2 separate regions of the Homo sapiens genome follow, and region 1 is linked to region 2. Evidence: chromatin loops called from intact Hi-C (ENCODE). Cell type or tissue: K562. All regions are shown on one strand. Links, peaks and the distances in the headings refer to the core of each region. The heading gives the core; the rest is flanking DNA. Region 1 has its middle 110 kb from the start of GMPS. Region 2 holds the start of C3orf33 (chromosome 3 open reading frame 33).

Region 1 (5,381 bases), core at 281-5,280, 180 kb after region 2:
TTCTTTGAAGAGAATCCTTTTATCACTAAGAATTAAGTTTGTGCTTGATATCTTTTATCAATGCGAGCAAGTTCTCTTTCCTAGTTTATTTTAGGAATAAGTCATGTCTGCATGTTTAATTTTGTCAAATGCTTTTTCTGCATCTATTTAAATGAGTATATGTAAGTTTTCTCTCCTTTAATCTGTGAACATGAAAAATACATTTGTAGATTTTCTAGGGTTAAACTACCCCTGAATTTCTGTTATAAACCAAACTTGGTCAAGATATGTCATTGTTTTTGTGCCCTACTGGATGTGTTGTGTCAATATTTTGTTTAGGAGTTTTTCATTTATGTTTATAAGTGAGATTGGCTTGTAATACTTCTTTCTCATATTGTACTTGTCTTTTTTCATGTTGAGTTTTTACTTACCTGATAGAATACATTAGGGGAGTATGCTCTCTTTTTTTCTTTTCTGGAAGAGGCCTTATGGTACAGTGATAAGGAGCATGAATTCCTAAGGTGCAAGAATGTGTGCTGATGGGTCATATAGCTGTAATTCCAAGGTACGGTGAGAGTAACTTGGGGTGAGGCCAGTGGGCTTATGTTACCCAAACTTAAATTCTTTTACAGAAATACCTGTATGATGATGTCATCAAGTTAAAAGCTAGAAAAAATAATGTGTTCTTAAGCCCTTAAATAGTCAAGTTCTATTCACTGTTGAAGGATACTACTGGCTACGATCCCAATGGCCTAAATTTTCTCAATATTTCCATTTTTATCACGAATGTGGACTATTATAAACCTTAGAAATGTCACTGTAAAAATGTAAACATGATCTAGTATCCATATAAAATGGCTATAGAATGTAAAAATACTTACTCTAATAACTGGATGCCCACAGAATACCCTCACTCCTCAGGAGGCCAGATGGGAAATAAAGGAGAATTTTCAGAAATGCAAATTCAAGAAAAAACCTCACAGATATTTAACTTCACTTGCATGAGATTTCCCTTGTGTTACCCTGTGTTTCTCTGGCTGTCTAAGAGAAACCAAAATTGTGTTTGTTGGCAAGATTGTCCTGAGCTTTAGGACTAAGTAGATGTTGGGGGTAGTATTGTAAGTTGCTTTACTAGTGTTTCCGGGCTTCACTTTCACTGTGTCTCTTGCTCCTTTACTTTAGAGGGTGACAAATGCAACAAGGGGAAACTTTACTCTCTGTTGTCAGGAACAGATGTTGGAGTATTCAGAGCTGTAATTGGCTATGTTTTTTTTTCTCCCCAGATTTCTTCCATCTTATAATTTTGAATGAAGCTCAAAGGGAAGCTGCACTATAAAGCTAAAACTTTGAAACTCAAAGATTCCAAAGGGAGATGTTTCAGACTTGTGTATATTTTTACACTTAAAAACCCCATGCTGGGCATGGTGGCTCACACTTGTAATCCCAGCACTTTGGGAGGCTGAGGCAGGTGGATCACGAGGTCAGGAGTTCGAGACCAGCCTGACCAACATGGTGAAACCCTGTCTCAACTAAAAAATACAAAAATTAGCCAGGCATGGTGGCATGTGCCTGCCTGTAGTCCCAGCTACTCGAGGGCTGAGGCAGAAGAATCACTTGAACCTGGGAGGCAGAGGTTGCAGTGAGCCGAGATCGCTCCACTGCACTCCAACCTGGGCAACAGAGCGAGACTCCATCTCAAAAGAAAAAAAAAAAAAAAAAAAAACCCAAATAACAGGACTCTTGCCATGTTCTCAAACTCAGAGATTCTTTCCTCAGTTGTGCCTAATCTACAAATGAACCCATATAAGGCATTCTTTCTTTCCATTACAGTGTTTTTGATCTCTAACAATTTTTAAATTTTTTCTTAAAATTTCTGTCTCTCTGCCTTCATTACCTAGCTGTTCTTACATGTTGCCTTCTTTTCCATTAGAACTCTTTGCTTATTAATACAGTTGTTTAATTTTTATTTATCTATTTTTTTGAGATGGAGTTTCATTCTTGTTGTCCAAGCTGGAGTGCAATGGTGCTGTCTCAGCTCACTGCAACCTCTGCCTCCCGGGTTCAAGTGATTCTCCTGCCTCAGCCTCCCGAGTAGCTGGGATTACAGGTGCCTGCCACCATGCCCAGCTAATTTTTTTTTTTTTTTTGCATTTTTAGTAGAGACGGGGTTTAACCATGTTGGCCAGGCTAGTCTCAAACTCCTGGCTTCGGGTGATCCACCTGCCTCAGCCTCCCAAAATGCTGGGATTACAGGTGTGAACCACCACACCCAGCCAATCACAGTTGCTTTAAATTCACAGTCTGATAATTCCAATATCCCTGCCACATGTGAGTCTGCTTTAGATGCTTGCTCTCTCTTCAAACTGTGTTTTTTGCCTTTTAGTATGCCTTGTAATTTTTTTTTGAAAGCCAGACATGATGGACTGGGTGAAAGTAGCTCTGGTAAATAGTCCTTTAGTGATGTGGTGATAAGGTGTGGGGAAAAAGGAGGCATTCTGTAGTTCTATGATTGGGTTTCAGTCTTTTAGTGAGCCTTTAACTTTAAACTGTGAACTTCGCATATGTTTCTCATTTCCCCCAGAGCCACCATCTTAGGTGGGCTAGGATGGCTAGAAGGAGCTGGAGTTGGATATATTCCTTCCCCTAGGTGGGTTTCACTCTGATAAAACTCCAGTAGGTTAGGCTGTGATAAAATAGTTTCTCCTGAGGGAAGTTCTTGTTAAGAAGAACAGAATGCTGTGGCATATTTCAAGGTTATCTTTCCCCGCCCCCTATTGGAAGCACAAGGGGATTTTCCCTTGATATTCACTGTAAGAACCTGGTGGAGCTCCAGGAGTGAACACTGACAAAAGTGTGAGGCCTTTCTAAAGTTTTAAACCTCAGTCTTATCTATTCTGAGCCTCTAGCATTTCCTCAATTATAATTCAGGTTTCCCTACCTTGGCACTGGTTCCTGAAGAGGTTTCTGCTCTGTTAAGTTGCAATTCTCTGTACCTGTTACTCTCTCCAAATTTTGAGGAAGTGGTTTGCTCTGGAACTTCTTTTCTCTGATGGATCTAAGAAGAGTTGTTGATTTTTCCATTTGTTCAGTTTTTTTACTTGTTATTAGGATGGAATGGTGACTTCCAAGTTTCTTACATGCTGGACTGAAAACCAGAAGTTAGTTCTTCACAGAGGTCTTTAAAGTAAAGAACCTTAAGGTTAACTCACTCCTAAGTTCTCAAAACACTTTTCAGATTTTAAAAATAGTGTTCTTAGTAGTCTGGTGGAGAGACTCCTTGGTATTTGGAGGCAGAGAGGTAATACAATAGTAATTGTATTTATTAAAATAGATAATGTCAAAGCCAAACCAAATCGAACCATTGACTGCATTTGAGAGAATTAGCCAGAGAACATAAAGCACTATGCATTGTTTGGAAGAAAATTTATGTGTCCAAAATATAAAGTATTATGGATTTGTTGCAGTAAATTTCATCGGTCAGTTTAGGCTAAGTTATGTTGTGGTGACAAACAGCCTTAAGATCTCAATAGCTTGTGACAACCAAGGTGTATTTTTCACTCATGCTCCATATTGATTGCAAGTCAGTGGAGGCTTTGCTCCCTGTCATCTTTATTATGCAACTCAGCTTGAAGAAGTGGGCTCCCCCGAGACATGCCAGTCAAAGGAAAAGAGAAGCTTTTGTTCCAAAGAGGAACACAGCACCTCTACTCACATTTCTTGTCCCAAAGCATGCCATCTGCATTCAATGGAGTGGGGATGAATACACAACAGGAAAGGGAAGTAGAAGTCACATGGCCAAGCATGACATCAGTGTGGTGGAAAGTATAGTCTTCCCACCAAAAGGGGTATCAGATATTTTGAATATTAATACAATTTGCCATGTAGTGTCTACCAAGTTCCTCCCTAGTTTATTGTAAATTGGCTATTTAGAATTTTCTTATCCAAGACTTTCCAGGACTGTGATCACTACTGTGAGAAGTTTTTTTTTTTGTTTTTTTGAGATAGAGTTCCACTCTGTCACCCAGGCTGGGGTGCAGTGGTACTATCTTGGCTCACTGCTACTTCCGCCCCCCAGGTTCAAGCGATTCTCCTGCCTCAGTCTCCCAAGTAGCTGGAATTACAGGCGCCCGCCACTGCGCCTGGCTAATTTCTGTGTTTTTAGTGGAGACGGGGTTTCGCCATGTTGGCCGGGCTGGTCTTGAACTCCTGACCTCAAGTAATCCACCCGCCTTGGCCTCCCAAAGTGCTAGGCTTACAGGCATGAGCCACAGCGCCCAGCCTGTGCAAAGTTTTTATTGGCCACGTCCATACCTACTTTGATGTTGAGTTCCCTTACATTCATTTTTCTAGAGGATAAGGGGACAAAGGAACTTCTCAGATAAATGTTTTTGTGAGGAGCTCTTGGGTCTTTGATGCAATTGAAGACACAGCAGTTACTCTCAAGGTACTCACAGCCTCATTTTCTAAACAATGCCTCTCCAGGAAGTCCTTGGTGTAAGCATATGTTCCTGGAGTCTGCATTGTGAGACAGATGGCAGAAAAATGACTCCTCTTTTATTCCCATTGATTTTGGTTCTTGAGAAACATGTGGTTACCCCTGTTGCTATGAGGTAGTATTATTGTAATAATAAATGTGCTGATAGAATTATGGTCCATTATTTAACCTGTGTGAAGATGGGGATAAAACTGCTAAATGGGCAGGATTAGGAACAAGTTAGGTATAGATAAGCCATATTAAATAAATGTAGAAACAATATAAAGCAGTGAAAGCAAAAACCCTTGTTTAATAACTAGACTACAAGGCATCAAAAGTCAGGTCAACGTATGAAAGAAAAATCTTGCAACTCAAAGGAAAAAAGCTGGCAGCTCACAGGACAAGTCTGGGTCACATTATGTTTTGTTTGAACAGCACCATGTTTTAAATATCAGGAGATGTTACATACAAAAGAATTCAACTTCTGGCTTCTCTTGAAAAATTTGTCATTGTTTACTAATATTCCTAACTGATTTACTTTTCTCTCCCATCCTCCCTCCCTTCCTCCCTCCCTCCCTGCCTCCCTTCCTTCCTTCCTTGCTTTCTTGCTTTCATCTTGCTTTGTTGCCCAGGGTGGAGTTTAGTGGCATGATCCCAGCCTACTGCAACCTCCACCTCCCGCGTTCAAGTGATTCTCCTGCCTCAGCCTCCCGAGTAGCTGGGATTACAGGTGCTTGCCACCACACCTGGATAATTTTTGTATTTTTAGGAGAGATGGGGTTTCACCATATTGGTCAGGCTGGTCTTGAACTCCTGACCTCAAGTGATCTGCCCACCTCAGCCTCCCAAAGTGCTGGGATTACAGGCATGAGCCACTGTGCCCAGCCTACTCTTGTTTCTTTGAGAGGTAGCATGAATCTCCAGTTCT
Region 2 (5,381 bases), core at 180-5,179:
CTGGCCAACATGGTGAAACCCCATCTCTACTAAAAATACAAAAATTAGCCAGGCTTGGTGGCAGGCACCTGTAATCCCAGCTACTCAGGAGGGTGAGGCAGGACAATCACTTGAACCTGGGAGGCAGAGGTTGCAGTGAGCCGAGATCACACCATTGCACTCCAGCCTGGGGGACAAGTGCAAGACTTGGTCTAAAAAAAAAGAAAAAGGAAATGAGATTGAAAATATGCACAAAGGTACATACTCTGGGTTCTGTGATTGGATTATTTGTAATATTATAACTATGTTCTAATTTACACAACTTCCTCCCATAATCCTTCTGAAGTCATTTTTTAATTTGAAATAACCCATGCATCTATTACTGCTTAACTGGAAGAAATGAGTTTTCACCAATTAACACATATATTATTTACCATTCAATGATGCTACAAATATTTATCTAGCACTTACTAAGTAGCAGGCATTACTCTAAGAACTGGGGCTACAATGATGAGTGAAAACAGGCATGGCTTTGGACTTTGTGCTGCTTGGCTGTAGAGCATTTGCAAAGTTATCTTACTCAACTTTCCAGTATTATTTTTTAAAGTTAATGATTCCTTCTGAAAACATTTTCTTCACTTGGCTTCTAGAACACCTGGCTGTCTTGACTTTTTTACTACCTCACTGTCTGCTTCTTCTTAGTCTTTGCTGACCTCCTCTTTACTCCCCAGATTCTCAATGTTATAATCCCCCAAATTCTAGGGCTTCTTCAGTAGCTTTTCTCACTTGCTCTGAGATGTTATTCAAGCCCACGGCTTTAAATGCTACTTAAGGTTTATGCAGGTCATTCCCAATGTTCTATGTCAGGTTCTGATCTCCCTTCAACACCGGACCCCATATCCAGTTGCCAAGGACAGCATCTACAATTCTGCTTAGAAGTCTAATAATGATCTCCAAATTTGCACATCTCCATGTACGTGTCCAAAAAGTTCTCTAGATTTTCCCCAATAAATCATTTATTCCAACTCCTTCTCCTTATCAGCAACTATTACCAGCCTCCTTGGACCTCTTTCTTTGTACCTCACACCCAAACAATTCATATCACCACAATTCTGTGTCTTAGCCACAACCCTCTCTTGCCTGGTGGCCTAACATGTCCCTCTCTTGCTTCAACTCCAGAGGCTTAGTGCTTCACTTAAAAAAAAAAAAAAAAAAAAAGGCAGGGCACCAGTGGCTGATGCCTACAATCCCAGTGCTTTGGGAGGCCGAGGCGGGCAGATCTCTTGAGACCAGGAGTTCAAGGCCAGCCTGGGCAACACAGGAAGACCTTGCCTCTACAAACAAAAAACAAATTAGCCTGGTGTGGTGACAAGTGCCTGTAGCCCTAGCTACTCGGGAGCCTGAGGTGGGAGGATTGCTTAAGCCCAGGAAGTGGAGACTGCAACGAGACATAATGGTGCCACTGCACTCCAGGCGTGACAGAGGGAGACCCTGTCTCAAAAAAAAGAAATCTATTCGGGAGGCTGAGGTGGGAGATCACTTGAGGCCAGGAGTTGGAGGACAGCCTGGACAACATAGCAAGACTCCCAGTCTCTAACTCTAAAAGAAAGTAGTCGATGGGGTAGCGCACGCAACCTGTGGTTCCAGCTACTCGGGAGGCTGAAGTGGGAGGATCTTTTCGGCCGAAGTGGGTGGAGCAGCAGCAGTGAGCTATGATCGTGCCACTGCACTCCAGCTTGGGCCAGAGAGGAATACCGTGTCCCTAAAAAATAAAATTAAAAATAAATAAAAATTAGAAATGCTCTCTCCCAAGGCGTACAGGACTTCCCTGCTCTTCCTCGGTCTCCTCTCTGGGCCCTCCCCAAATGCTCTAATGGACCAGGTGGCATCCCCGAGCTGGGCTGCGTCTCACCCTTTGAGGTGCCCCCTACAGCCCAGCAAGGATCCAGAACAGTCCTTGTAATAATGAGGCCGAACTGGCCCCCTGGCCCGCCCCCGGCCCTCTGCAGCCCCGCACACACGACACTCGCGATGTCGCCCTCTCGAGCTCATTCCCCCGCAGTTTTCTGTCGCTCCCCGGCCCCGGCGGGATCCACGCCTGAGGCCTCACGTTGTTCTCAGGGTCGCTCTGTGCCGCCCCGCGCCCACCACCCGCCCAGACTGCGTGGCCCCAGTACCCGGACTAGGCGCAGGTGGTCGTCTGCCCACTGCGAGATCCGAGCCACGACGTTGGGCTCCATTCCGTCCTTGTCGGCAGACGGCGAGCCGGTGGCCGCGGGCTGCCCCGCCATGTTCCCGGCCTCCTGCGAGCGGCCCTGAGCTCCTCCGGCTGGCGGCAGGGGGCGCCGCTCACCTCGGGAAGGCGGCGGGGTCCCCTTCCCCGCGGACCGGGGTGGCCCCGCGACCTGCAGTCGCCAGTGGGCGGGCCCCAGATATCAGACGTCTTAACAGTGCCCCAACCGCTTTTATGCAGGGTGATTCCACGATGCAGGAGATCTCTGAGCAGCACTGTGGGGGCTGAAGCATTCCCTATCAAGCTAGTAGGATGATTGTCAGCTGGTGACTTCAATTCACTCAGCTGCAACGTGGTTTTCGCAGGTGCCACACAAGGAAGGAAATTGAAGTAATTCATTCCTTCCACCTGCTCCCAAGGAACAGCATATGCATATTTTTTAACCAAATACGACCTGTCCTTGAAACCTATGCATATTTCTTATATTCAAATTGTGCTTTAAAGTTTTAAGAGCTGCTCTGAAAGCCTAATATCACATGCTCTAAATCTTTGAGCTGTTAGAAAACAGTAGTTAATACATTTTAAATAAAACAAAAATTAGATACAGAGCAGTGCAAATAATATGGTAACATTTATGTAATAAAAATATATATTGAGGCCGGGTGTGGTGGCTCCTGCCTGTAATACCAACACTTTGGGAGGCCGAGGCGGGCGGATTACTTGAGGTCAGGGGTTCGAGACCAGCCTGGCCCACATGGCGAAATTCCGTCTCTACTGAAAATACAAAAATTAGCTGAACCTGGTGGTATGCGCCTATAATCCCAGCTACTCAAGAGGCTGAGGCAGGAGAATCGCTTGAACCTGGGAAGCGGAGGTTGCAGTGAGCCAAGATCGTGCCACTACACTCCAGCCTGGGTAACAGAGCAAGACTCCATCTAAAAAAATAAATAAATACTAAATACTATACAAGAAACTAGTAACAGTGACTACCCCGGGAAACGGAAGGTAGGAAAGGGCAAGAGGTTTCACAATCTGCCACCTCTAATAAACATTTTTCAGTGATAGAAATGTCCTGTAGCTTCATGTGGGTATTGCCTGCATGAAATGTGGCTACTGAAATCAAGGAACTGAATTTTTAACTTTATTAATTTTAATTAATTTAGTCACATATGGCTAGTGGCTATTATATTGGAGAGTGCAATTATACTACTGGAGTTTTTTTTTTTTTTTTACTTTATGCAAATATTACCTTTAAAAGTCAAAACAGACTATGTTGTATTCCTAACAATACATATTATGAGTGGTGGCTTCAAGGAGTGTATTGTCTCTGTGTTATAGCCAATAGAAAGTAAATAACAGCCGGGCGTGGTGGCTTACGCCTGTAATCCCAGCACTTTGGGAGGCTGAGGAGGTTGAATCATGAGATCAGGAGATCGAGACCATCCTGGCTAACACAGTGAAACCCCATCTCTACTAAAAATACAAAAAATTAGCCAGTCGTGGTGGCATGCGCCTGTAGTCCCAGCTACTCAGGAGACTGAGGCAGAAGAATCGCTTGAACCCAGGAGGCAGAGGTTGCAGTGAACCAAGATCGCACCACTGCACTCCAGCCTGGGCCACAGAGCAAGACTCTTGTCTCAATAAAAAGAAAAGACAAGAAAGTAAGTAAATAAGAATCGTTGACACTTGGGTCTTGCTTGCTATGCGCCAGGTATTGTTCTAGGTGCTTCTCAGACATTAACTCCCTTCATCCTCCCAGCAACTCATGAGGTAGGCACTATTATTAATCCCAGTTTTACAGAGCAAGTATGCACAGAATGATTAAGGCAGTAGCTAAGGTCACCTAGCCAAGAAGTGATAAACTGGGATGTTGTGCAGGCATTCAACTCAGCCAGTTGGCTCACTCTGTGCAGTTAACCACAACACTGTCTCTTATACAGGCAATTGGCCAAATCACAAAAATACCTACAAATTTCCATCAAGGGTGGAACACAAATGATATTGGGGAAAATCCATCTACAAAGATACATATTAATCCATAATCACTATTTCAAATAAAAATATCTCTGTGTTACTAGATTTAAAATAAATTTAGTTAATAAAAGGAAAGGAAGTGTGGATTTCTTAGGCAATCATTTGCCTAACATTACTCCTTTTGGTTTTCCAATGTCCCATACCTCTTCTCTCCTATCTGCTAGCATTTTCAGTGTCCTAGTTGAAGACAGGTTAGTCCATTCTGCCTACTTTCCATCCCAAAGTCTTTCTTAATATTTCAGATGTCAGCCACCTGGACATCTCTAAGTCCTCTAAATGTCTTTAAGTCTCCTTCAATAATGTTTCAGCATCACCTCACTATGCATTGATGTGAGAAATCTAGTGCTTGTTCCAGGACTTCTGCAGATTAATCAGAGACTTATGCTCCTGAGTTAGATCCACCAAGGCACACTGTTCCTTTTCCTGCTGGTAATTTCTGAAAACTCACTGAATAAGATGATTACATGACCTCAACAGAGAGATATACATGAAAAGCCACACTTAGATTCACTGCCCCATCCCTTAATTTCCTACAATACCATGAACATATCTGTAATAGACTCTTACTGAATGTTTGAAATTAATGAGGTGGAATTATCATTTAAAAAATTGATTGGAGGGCTGGGCATGGTGGCTCATGCCTGTAATCCCAGCACGTTAGGAGGCCAAGGCTGGCAGATCACCTGAGGTCAGGAGTTCGAGACCAGCCTGACCAATATGGAGAAATCCCATCTCTACTAAAAAATACAAAAAAATTAGCCAAGTGTGGTGGCGCATGCCTGTAATCCCAGCTACTCAGGAGGCTGTGGCAGGATAATTGCTTGAACCCGGGAGTCAGAGGTTGCAGTGAGCTGAGATCGCACCATTACATTCCAGCCTGGGCAACAAGAACAAAACTCCGTCTCAAAAAAAAAAAAAATGATTGGATACTAATGTAAGTGTTCCCAGAGACCAAAGAAAAAGAAAAAAGTTGAATATTTCATGAGAATCTCACCCCAGTTTCTAGCCTTGGTTCCCAGTTTCAAAGTCAACCATTCTATTTTTCTTACACAACATACCTCAGGATCAGATGAGGTCATGATTTCCTTGCTCTTCAAACTATTATCATTTTTTCATCCTCTTCAGGATTTCATTG

The links. Peaks named below come from ENCODE experiments on the same cell type or tissue, not always from the same donor. Only the 100,000 strongest peaks of a DNase experiment are listed, where the experiment ranks them.
Region 1: a loop joins it to region 2, with 7 times the contacts of the local background. A loop is called at or near these places in 3 of 110 quality-filtered maps.

What each region holds. Positions count from the first base shown.
Region 1 is chr3:155,981,286-155,986,666 of GRCh38, forward strand. No RefSeq gene overlaps it. Among named protein-coding and RNA genes, the nearest start is that of GMPS, 110 kb to the left of the region's middle. In K562, for the core only: a CTCF peak has its summit at 2,749 (motif pointing left); no DNase peak of the experiment used is centred there.
Region 2 is chr3:155,803,983-155,809,363 of GRCh38, forward strand. C3orf33 (chromosome 3 open reading frame 33) reads right to left here and starts at 2,296. Exons shown (of 5, transcript NM_001308229.2): 1 at 2,157-2,296. The coding sequence starts at 2,270. RefSeq lists a silencer at 2,231-2,580. In K562, for the core only: a CTCF peak has its summit at 2,320 (motif pointing right); DNase peaks (open chromatin) are centred at 2,039 and 2,349; H3K4me3 peaks cover 1,486 bases.